2 separate regions of the Homo sapiens genome follow, and region 1 is linked to region 2. Evidence: read pairs that join two places in POLR2A ChIA-PET (ENCODE). Cell type or tissue: OCI-LY7. All regions are shown on one strand. Links, peaks and the distances in the headings refer to the core of each region. The heading gives the core; the rest is flanking DNA. Region 1 overlaps LOC100506446 (a long non-coding RNA gene). Region 2 holds the start of LOC105378179 (a long non-coding RNA gene).

Region 1 (5,378 bases), core at 173-5,172, 71 kb before region 2:
ATACAAAAAAAAAAAAAAAAAAAGAAAAAAAAAAAAAGCCAGATATGGTGCCAGACATGTAATACCAGCTACTTGGGAGGCTGAGGTGGGAGAATCGCTTGAACCCAGGAGGTAGAGCTTGCAGTGAGCTGAGATAGCGCCACTGCACTTCAGCCTGGGTGACAAAGTGAGATCCTGTCTCAAAAAAATATATATATATATTAATATTTTCACATAGTTTCTGGAATCTTTAACCAATATCAAAATTCAAGACTATGGACAAGATGATGAGTCATAAGGCCAGTTTGTATAACCATAGGATGCAAGGACCAAACTTCTTTAGATCTTGTTCTAACACACAGTTACTTAAGTCCAAAGAGGACAATGAAATGAGGACTTTCTCATTCAGTCTGTCAGTCCTATATGTGATGTTTTAGGTTTGCTTCAGCCTAGCCCAGAATGCATCTTGTAAAGGTTATATGTGTGTTGATGGTATACATACATGCTTGTATGTCCATGCATTGGAGGGAAGAGATTAGGGTTTAAAAGTATAAAGCTAATATGTTTATTAAGGAAAATTAAAACACAAGTAGAAAAAAATAAAATAAAACCCTTTTTCAAAAGCATGTAATAAAAAGCAAAAACCTAACAGAACTTCAGTTCACATTGTTATTTACTTCCTTCTCATCTTTTTGCCTCCCCAGGCAGACTTGTTTTGTAAGTACTAGGAGTTCTTGACAATGTTGAAGAATGAATCAGTGGTCAAACCTAGCCTTGGCAATCCTAGCAAAAGTTCCTTGACTACATTTTTTTTTCTAAAGATTCATTCTCAAAGATACAGAAACAACAGCTATAAAAATGCATGTACATATAATAAATATGTATTAATTGAGCTTTTGTAAAATACTTAACAAGCATTTTTCAGTACTTCCTGTGTACACCACACCAGAGCAGCTGTTTCCGGGAATCCTAAAGAAGATAGTTTCCACCCTTAAAATGTAAATCATATTTTATACTGCTACTCAGCTAACATCAGAACTCATTTGTTTTATTGTAAGTGGCCATTTTTTAAATAATTTGATATAATTGATGATTTTCTAAAAATTTAAATCCTCCCTTATTCTATAATCCCTAGAGACCCTGAACAGAATCTGTATTCATTTTTTAAAATCTCAGTATTTCTAGTTTTCACCTCATTGCTGGAGGCAGGAAATACCAAGCTAGCTAAAATAGAATTAGGTCAGATCCCTGTCTTCAGCTAATCATGAGAAAAACTAAGATTAGTTGAAGGTCTACTTTATATCTAAGATTTTACATAGATTTAATCCTCACAACAGCCTTGAAGGAAATATTATCCCCATTTTACAAATGGAGAAAATGAGGTTCAGAGAGGTTAAGTCACTTTTCTACGATCACCTAACTCCTAAGTCTTAGAACCTGGATTGGAAGCTCAGTCTATAACTCCAAAGCCTTTTTTCTTTTCACAGCACCATCCTATTTATTAAACAGCGCTCTTACTTTCCACTTGATTTCCCAGGCCTCCTCTTACCCACACAAAAATAGCTTTACATAACTTTGTTCTCTCACAAGGAAATGGAAATATCTCTTCACGGGTGACTGGCTGAGGTGTGTGGGAAGGGGTTGGGAATATGAAGGGAATGACCGACAAGGCTGCTGGACCTCAGCCTCTGTGTTACAGGCAGAGGTGGAAACCAAGCACTTTGCCCAGAACTTTTGTTGGAAGTCATATCTTCTTCCTAGTGAAAAGTTTTACTCATTCACAAGAGCTAAAATATTCATGGAACACACCACACCAGATAGAGTAACTTTATCCTATTATTTAATCTTGTTCGTTTCCTTCTGAAGGCTTATTTCCTGAGCCAGCAATTTTTATTCACTTACAGAGTCACCAGTCAACTTATTCCTAACAAAACCTTTTTGCTTCTTGGTGCTCAGTACGTTACCCTTCCTTCTCCATAGTTGGAATGAGGGGTTTAAACATTCTTACTCTGAAAGGTTATCATTAGCTATTCAGATTCAACTGGTGGTCACAGAACACCCACGTATCAGACACAGTGCTTGGAGACTTCAGGTACCTTATCTCTTGAATGGAAGCTCCTGTCTGGTAGATACTGAAGTTCAAGCTTCGAGTTCCTCCTTTACACACAAGTTATCCAGTCAGTGATTTATTTTAACGGTTTTTTCTTTTCTCTCTTTTTTTTTTTGAGATAGAATCTCACTGTATTGCCCAGGCTGGAGTCTAATGGTGCCATCTCGGCTCACTGCAGCTTCCGCCTCCCAGGTTCAAGCGATTCTCATGCTTCAGCCTCCTGAGTAGCTGGGATTACAGGAGCACGCCACCATGTCTGGCTAATTTTTGTATTTTTAGTAGAGATGGGGTATCATCACATGTATTAGTGTGTTTTCAAACTACTGATAAAGACATACCCGAGACTGGGCAATTTACAAAAGAAAGAGGTTTAATTGGACTTAGAGTTCCACATGGCTGGTGAAGCCTCACAATCATGGCAGAAGGCAAGGAGGAGCAAGTCATGTCTTACATGGATGGCAGCAGGCAAAGAGAGAAAACTTGTGTGGGGGAGCTCCTCTTTTTTTTTTTTTTTTTTTTTCCTTCAAGACAGAGTTGTACTCTTGTCTCCCAAGCTGCAGTGCAGTGGTGTGATCTCAGCTCACTGCAACCTCCACCTCCCAGGTTCAAGTAATTCTCATGCCTCAGCCCCCCAAGTAGCTGGGATTACAGGCACCTGCCACCATGCCTGGCTAATTTTTGTATTTTTAGTAGATACGGGGTTTCGCCATGTTGGCCAGGCTGGTCTCAAACTCCTGACCTCAAGTGATCTGCCTGCCTCGGCCTCCCAAACTGCTGGGATTACAGGCCTGAGCCACCATGCCCAGCCATGGAACTCCTCTTTTTAAAACTATCAGATCTTGGCCAGGTGTGGTGGCTCACACCTGTAATCCCAGCACTTTGGGAGGCCAAGGTGGGCGGATCACGAGGTCAGGAGATCAAGACCATCCTGGCTAACACGGTGAAACCCCATCTCTACTAGAATTAGCCAGGCATGGTGGCAGGCACCTGTAGTCCCAGCTACTTGGGAGGCTGAGGGAGGAGAATGGCTTGAACCCAGGAGGCGGAGCTTGCAGTGAGCCAAGATGGTGCCACTGCACTTCAGCCTGGGTGACAGAGCGAGACTCCGTCTCAAAAAACAGTCAAACAAACAAACAGACAAACAAAAAACCTATCAGATCTCATGAGACTTATTCACTATCATCAGAACAGCACGGGAAAGATTTGCCCCATGATTCAATTAACTCCCACCAGGTCCCTTCCCCAACACATGGGAATTCAAGATGACATTTGGGTGGGGACATAGCCAAACCATATCATTCTGCCCCTGGCCCCGCCCAGATCTTATGTCCTTACATTTCAAAACCAATCATGCATTTTCAACAGTCCCCCAAAGTCTTACTTCAGCATTGACTCAAAAGTCCACAGTCCAGGCCAGGCATGGTGGCTCACACGTGTAATCCCAGCACTTTGGGAGGCTGAGGCAGGTGGATCACCTGAGGTCAGGAGGCCGAGACCATCCTGGCCAACATGGTAAAACCCCATCTCTACTAAAAATACAAAAATTAGCTAAGCATGGTGGCACGTGCCTGTAATCCCAGCTACTCAGGAGGCTGAGGCAGCAGAACCACTTGGACCTAGGAGGCAGAGGTTGCAGTGAGCTGAGAATAGGCCATTGCACTCCAGCCTGGGTGACAGAGCAAGACATTGTCTCAAAAAAAAAAAAAGAAAGTCCACATCCAAAGTCTCATCTGAGACAAGGCAAATCCCTTCCACCTATGAGCCTGTAAAATCAAAACCAGGTTAGTTACTTCCTAGGTACAATGGGGGTATGGGCATTAGGTAAATACAGCCATTCCAAGTGGGAGAAATTGTCCAAAACAAAGGGGCTACAGGCCCTATGCAAGTCCAAAATCCACCAGGGCAGTCAAATCTTAAAGTTCCAAAATGATCTCCTTTGACTTCATGTCTCACATCCAGGTCATGCTGATGCAAGAGGTGAGTTCCATGGTCTTGGAAGGCTCCGCCCCTGCGGCTTTGCAGGGTACAGCCTCCCTCCTGGCTGCTTTCATGGACTGGCATTGAGCATACATGGTTTTTCCAGGTGTACGGTGCAAGCTGTCAGTGGATCTACCATTCTGGTGTTTGGAGGATGGTGGCCCTCTTTTCACAGCTCCACTACATGATGCCCCAGTAGGAACTCTGTGTGGGGGCTCTGACCCCACATTTCCCTTCTGCACTGCCCTAGCAGAGGTTCTCCATGAGAGCCTCGCCCCTGCAGCAAACTTCTGCCTGGACAGCCAGGTGTTTCCATATATCTTCTGAAATCTAGGCAGCAGTTCCCAAACCTCAATTCTTGACTTTTCAACACCAAGTGGAAGCTGCCTAGATTTGAGGCTTACACCTTCTGAAGCCATGCCTGGGCTCTACATTGGCCCCTTTCAGCCATTGGCTGGAGTGGCTGGGATGCAGGGCACCAGGTCCCTAGGCTGCACACAGCATGGGGACCCTGGGGCTGGCCCACGAAACCACTTTTTCCTCTTAGGCCTCCAGGCCTGTGATGGGAGGGTTGCTGTGAAGTCCTCTGACATGCCCTGGAGACATTTTCCCCATTGTCTTGGGGATTAACATTGTTAATCTTCTTGTTACTTATACAAATTTCTACAGCTGGATTGAATTTCTCCTCAGAAAAATGGGATTTTCTTTTCTATCGCATTGTCAGGCTGCAAATTTTCCAAACGTTTATGCTCTGCTTCCCTTCTAAAACTGAATGCCTTTAACAGCACCCAAGTCACCTTTTGAATCCTTTGCTGTTTAGAAATTTCTTCCATCAGATACGCTAAGTCATCTCTCTCGAGTTCAAAGTTCCACAAATCTCTAGGGCAGGGACAAAATGCTGCCAGTCTCTTTGCTAAAACATAACAAGAGTCACCTTTGCTCCAATTCCCAACCAGTTCTTCATCTCCATCTGAGACCATCTCGGCCTGGACCTTATTGTTCATATCACTATCAGCATTTTTGTCAAAGCCATTCAACATCTCTCTAGGAAGTTCCAAACTTTCCCACATTTTCCTGTCTGCTTCTGAGCTCTCCAAACGGTACCAACCTCTGCCTATTACCCAGTTCCAAAGTTGCTTCCACATTTTCAGGTAACTTTTCAGCAGTGCCCCACTCTACTGTTACCAATTTACTATATTAGTCCATTTTCATGCTGCTGATAAAGACATACCTGAGACTGTACAATTTACAAAAGAAAGAGGTTTAATTGGACTCACAGTTCCATGTGGCTGGGAAAGCCTCACAATCATGG
Region 2 (5,378 bases), core at 294-5,293:
TACATCACAGTGACTATAGACTGTCTCTTTTAACAATATTCTAACTAATGTGTAGTGGTTTTGCCTTTATTTGTTTCTTGCCACACCCTAGGCTATACTCCCCCTTGGAAAATGAGCTGTGTCACAAAATGAATTAGAACCTTGTCAGCAAGGGGTTTCAGCTGAACAGACACAGGCAGCTTGTGCCTTCAGTATTCTCTGTATAAATTGGACTGCTTTTCCAGTTCATTAGCCCTAAAAGCAAACACTGAGAAAAGTGTGAATTCCTTTGGTCATAAAATATACATATAGGCCGGGCGCGGTGGCTCACACGTGTAATCCCAGCACTTTGAAAGGCCTAGGCGGATGGATCACCTGAGGTTGGGAGTTCGAGACTAGCCTGACCAACATGGAGAAACCCTGTCTCTACTAAAAATACAAAAAAAAAAAAAAAAATTAGCTGGGTGTGGTGGTACATGCCTGTAATCCCACCTACTTAGGAGGCTGAGGCAGAAGAATCACTTGAACCCAGGAGGTGGAGGTTGAGTTGAGCCAAGATCACACCACTGCACTCCAGCCTGGGCAAAAAGAGTGAAACTCTATCTCAAAAAAGAAATGTATCATACACATAAACTGCCTGGTCACGGTGCCTCACGCCTGTAATCCCAGCACTTTGGGAGGCCGAGGCAGGCGGTTCACTTCAGGTTAGGAGTTTGAGACCAGCCTGGCCAACATAGCGAAACCCCGTCTCTACTGACAAAAAAAAAAAAAAAAATTAGCCAGGCGTAGTGGTGCACGTCTGTAATCCCAGCTACTCGGGAGGCTGAGGCAGGAGAATCGCTTGAACCCAGGAGGCAGAGATTGCAGTGAGCCGAGATCGTGCCACGGCACTCCAGCCTGGGCAACAGAGTGAGACTCCATCTCAGGAAAAAAAAAATCATACACATAAACCATAGTGTAACAGAATATATTTTTAATTATTAACAATGTGAATTGTGATGACATACTGTATGTGTAATGTATCCCCTAGCAAGTACCTATGGTGCTATTTGTTCAACCACCACATCATAAACTCTCAACAAAGTAATATTTAAAAACTGTCTAAACCACACCCATGAAAGCTTAAAATTTCCCCCTCTAAAATAAAAGAAGTGAAAGTAGACTGTCATATGAACCTCAAAAGGCCATTTACAGCCTCAATGTTCCTCCATTTGTTCATAAGGGGAGGAGGTCTAGGGGAAGATATTACTCTATGTGGAGGTGGTGAGGAGAGTAATATCTTCCCCTAGACCTAGGGAAACCCTAGGATTTTTATACTAATCATGGCTGGGGCCAGAGGACATGCAAAATTAGACATTAACCCAGTCATTCTTCTACTCAGAAATTATGTCCTCTCTTCCAGGTCCAAGATGAATAGACATAAACCTATATATGATTAAACTGTTTGCATCATGTCAAGCAAATTGTTTCATTTTTTACACTTTTATTCTCAAAACTATTATTTTTCCCCCATATTAACTAATAGTTGACACACTGGGACACCTAGCACATAGCAGATCTCAATACTTATTTGTTGAATGAGTAAATGAATGGTTTAGGCAAATAATGTTATCCTGATCCTCTTACCTTAGTCAGTGAAAGCTGTATGCAATTTAAAGTATTTGTTTTCCTACCACAATCTAGGCACGTTCAAATATATATGTATATATATATACACACACACACACACACACACATATATATATATATATATATATATATATATATATACACACACATATATATTTGTTTTTGAGACAGAGTTTCGCTCTTATTGCCCAGGCTGGAGTGCAATGGCGCGACCGCGGCTCACTGCAACCTCTGTCTCCCGGGTAGCTGCGATTACAGGCGCCCGCCACCACGCCCGGTTAATTTTTTGTATTTTTAGTAGAGACAGGGTTTCACCATGTTGGCCAGGCTGGTCTCGAACTCCTCACCTCAGGTGATCCACCCACCTCCGCCTCCCAAAGTGCTGGCATTACAAGCGTGAGCCACCCAACCGGCCGGCCAGTTCAAATGTGTTAACCTCAGCGTATAATCAGCTTGGAGAATAGAAAGTCAAAGAAAGGCAAATCAATTTGCCAATTATTCTGAATGGTGACATTAGCCTAAATCTACAGAGTCCCCAAACAAAAGAAGCACTCTTCAAAGTTAGCTAATGAAAATGAAGCATTTTAAATATTTTCAAAATGAATAAATTAAATACAACATAAAGCTTTTACCACATTGGTGTGAACAGATAGAATCAATAGTTGGATAAAGTGTGTTAAATATCAGGATATTAATGTATGGAGTTTTGGTTTGGGGACATGATTTATTACACGTCAGATCAGAATCAACGTAATAAATAGTCGTGTTGTAATGGAGTTCTACTAAGATCTAAAATGTCAAAACATTTCGGCAGAACTGTCATATGGAAATCAAAGCATATTCAAATGGGAGAAAATAGACCCCGCAAGTTTATTTATAGGCCTAGCAGTGTAACATTGGATAAGTAACTTCAACTGTTCACTCTTAGGATTTATTCTGATATTTAAAAGCCTGTCACAAGAAATGTGTTTCTGGATCGATTAAATATTGTGTATCAACCATATTAAAGGCTCTTCCTACACGCAGGGTGTTGTCGAGAAGAAAACGTGTTTTCTGTCAAACTGTAATTCCGGTTAATCCACCGCTCGTTTATTAAATGTAACTGAATCAGGGACAACCCACGGGGTATGTCCTGAAATGCACATAACAACCCGTCGCAATGAAAATCCTGCCAGCAGCAGTAGATGACTCCGCTGCAGCGAGCTGCGAATAGGCATTGTGTCAAGGGTGGGGAAACTCCGGGCGCCGTGGGAGGACGTAGCTCAGGGTTGAACCGCCACACCCAGGTGACCGAGCTCACGCTGGGTAATTTGTCGGCCAGGCACTCTGGCAGCCTGCCTCTTCACCGCGCCCCGCCGGCGGCCCCGCCTCCCTCCCCTCCCAGTTGCTGGCTGCCCCACCTCTTCCACACCCCAACTGCGGCCCCGCCTCCCGCCCGCCCACTTGCTGGTGGCCCCGCCTCTCCCACGCCCCGCCTCTCCCACGCCCCGCCTCTCCCACACCCCGCCGACAGTCCCGCCTCTCCCCGACGCTTCCGCCGGCGGCCCAGTCCCTTGCCCTGGGACCCCAGCCTGTAGTGTTTGGAGACCCCGGCTCCTCTTCTATTTCTCTTGATCTGGGGTCCGGCTGGCGATAGTGTCCGCGGTGCGCCCCTTTCTCTTGGTCGTTTATGACCTCCACGTCGTCTTTTCTTCAGGTGCGTTGGGCCCCCTCCTCGGGTGTTCTCTCACGGCCCAGCAATCAGGGCCTGTGCGGCTCAAGTTCAGCCTCAGCTTTGTCTGGTACCCCTTCCCTGGTGAGAGCTGAGAACTCAAGGACCAGACTCAACCTGCCCACAAGCTTTCTTCCCTTACCAGGGCAGAAAGCCTTTTCGTATGACTCCATGCTCTTTAACGTCTCCAAAGGACTAATTTACAAACTTTTGAGCTCTATGGCATGGAGTTTTTTGTAGACAGATTGAGACATCCCATTTCAGATGAGGTTATTATCTACTCCAATGTTCAGTGCCACAAAATTAACTTTCATACAGGTTACTTTTTTTTTTTTTTTTTTTGAGACGGAGTCTTGCCCAGACTGGAATGCAGTTGCACGTCTCGGCTTACTGCAACCTCCTCTTCCCGGGTTCAAGCGATTCTCCTGCCTTAGCCTCCTGAATAACTGGGACTACAGGCGCGCGCCACCAGGCCAGGCTAATTTTTGTATTTTTAGTAGAGATGGGGTTTCACCATGTTGGCCAGGCTGGCCTCGAACTCCTGCCCTCAAGTGATCCGCCTGCCGGGGCCTTACAAAGTGCTAGGATTACAGGCGTGAGCCACTGCGCGCGGCCGTATAGAGGTTACATTTTGAACAAGCAAAGCCCCATATAGCCAGACACGGCCTTGTTTTTTGCACTGTTAAAAAAGCAAACGGCTGGCCGGGCGCGGTGGCTCACGCCTGTAATCCCAGCACTTTGGGAGGCCGAGGCGGGCGGAACACGAGGTCAGGAGATCGAGACCATCCTGGCTAACACGGTGAAACCCCGTCTCTACTGAAAAAACAAACAAAAAAGCTGGGCGTGGTGGCGGGCTCCTGTAGTCCCAGCTAGCTACTCGAGAGGCTGAGGCAGGAGAATGGCGTGAACCCGGGAGCCGAAGCTTGCAGTGAGCTGGGATCGCGTCACTGCACTACAGCTTTGGCGACAGAGCGAGACTCCGTCTCAAAAAAAAAAAAAAAAAAAAAAAAAGCAAACGGCTGATTCGAGGTTGTGCATAACTGACTTAGCACTGGATACTATGCCGATCACTAATTCATAAAACAATAAAGGTGAAATATATAGAATAGTAAAGTGATTAGTGTGACTGATAGTGGTTCAATTTAAATAGTCATAAATTATGATGCACCAAATCAAAAGATTATAGGGCCACCTGGCCGGGAGCAGTGGCTCACACCTGTAATCCCGGCACTTTGGGAGGCGGGCAGATCACCTGAGGCCAGGAGTTCGAGACCAGCCTGGCCAACATGGTGAAACCCCCATCTCTACTAAAAATACAAAAATTAGCTGGGTGTGGTGAAGCCTGCCTGTAGTCCCAGCTACTCAGGAGGCTAAAGCAGGAGAATCATTTGAACTGGGAAGGTGGTGGTTGCAGTGAGCTGAGACGCGCTACTGCACTCCACCCTGGGAGACAGAGCAAGACTCTGTCTCAAATAATAATAATAATAAAAGATTATACTGCCACCAAAAACATAGTAACATGTGGGAAAGAAAAGCAAGACACAGATGTTTTATTTACAACATAATTATAATAAAAATAGGTATGCATGGCCGGGCGTGGTGGCTCATGCCTGTAAGCCCAGCACTTTGGGAGGCTGAGGCGGGTGGATCACCTAAGATCAGGAGTTCGAGACCAGCCTGGCTAACATGGTGAAACCCCGTTTCTACTAAAAATACAAAAAATTAGCTGGGCATGGTGGCACGTGCCTGTAATCCCAGCTGCTCTGGAGGCTGAGGCAGGAGAATCACTTGAACCCAGGAGGCGGAGGTTGCAATGAGCTGAGATCACACCATTGCACTCTGGCTTGGGCAAGCGGAGCGAAACTTCGTCTCAAAAAATAAATAAATAACAAAAATAAAAATAGGTATGCATATAAATACAGATTGTAGAAGAATACAGAACTCAAACTAGAAAATCAGACTCTTCTTAGAGGATACTGAGGATGGTTCATCCCATTGGGGTGCCCTGTAGATACCTGGAGCTCTTTTGGTTCCTGCTCTGAGTTCTGCTTATCCAGGA

The links. ChIA-PET counts read pairs that join two places held together with the same protein. Peaks named below come from ENCODE experiments on the same cell type or tissue, not always from the same donor. Only the 100,000 strongest peaks of a DNase experiment are listed, where the experiment ranks them.
Region 1: POLR2A ChIA-PET joins it to region 2 with 13 read pairs; 16 of 35 experiments call an interaction of 5 or more read pairs at or near these places.

The regions. Positions count from the first base shown.
Region 1 is chr14:49,936,562-49,941,939 of GRCh38, reverse strand. All of the region lies in intron 4 of LOC100506446 (a long non-coding RNA gene), which reads left to right. Among named protein-coding and RNA genes, the nearest start is that of MIR6076, 27 kb to the left of the region's middle. In OCI-LY7, for the core only: no CTCF peak of the experiment used is centred there; a DNase peak (open chromatin) is centred at 929; H3K4me3 peaks cover 1,237 bases; H3K27ac peaks cover 1,632 bases.
Region 2 is chr14:49,865,912-49,871,289 of GRCh38, reverse strand. LOC105378179 (a long non-coding RNA gene) reads left to right here and starts at 3,120. Exons shown (of 3, transcript XR_943839.3): 1 at 3,120-3,304. RefSeq lists a silencer at 2,906-3,095. In OCI-LY7, for the core only: no CTCF peak of the experiment used is centred there; DNase peaks (open chromatin) are centred at 1,159 and 2,919; H3K4me3 peaks cover 1,700 bases; H3K27ac peaks cover 2,292 bases.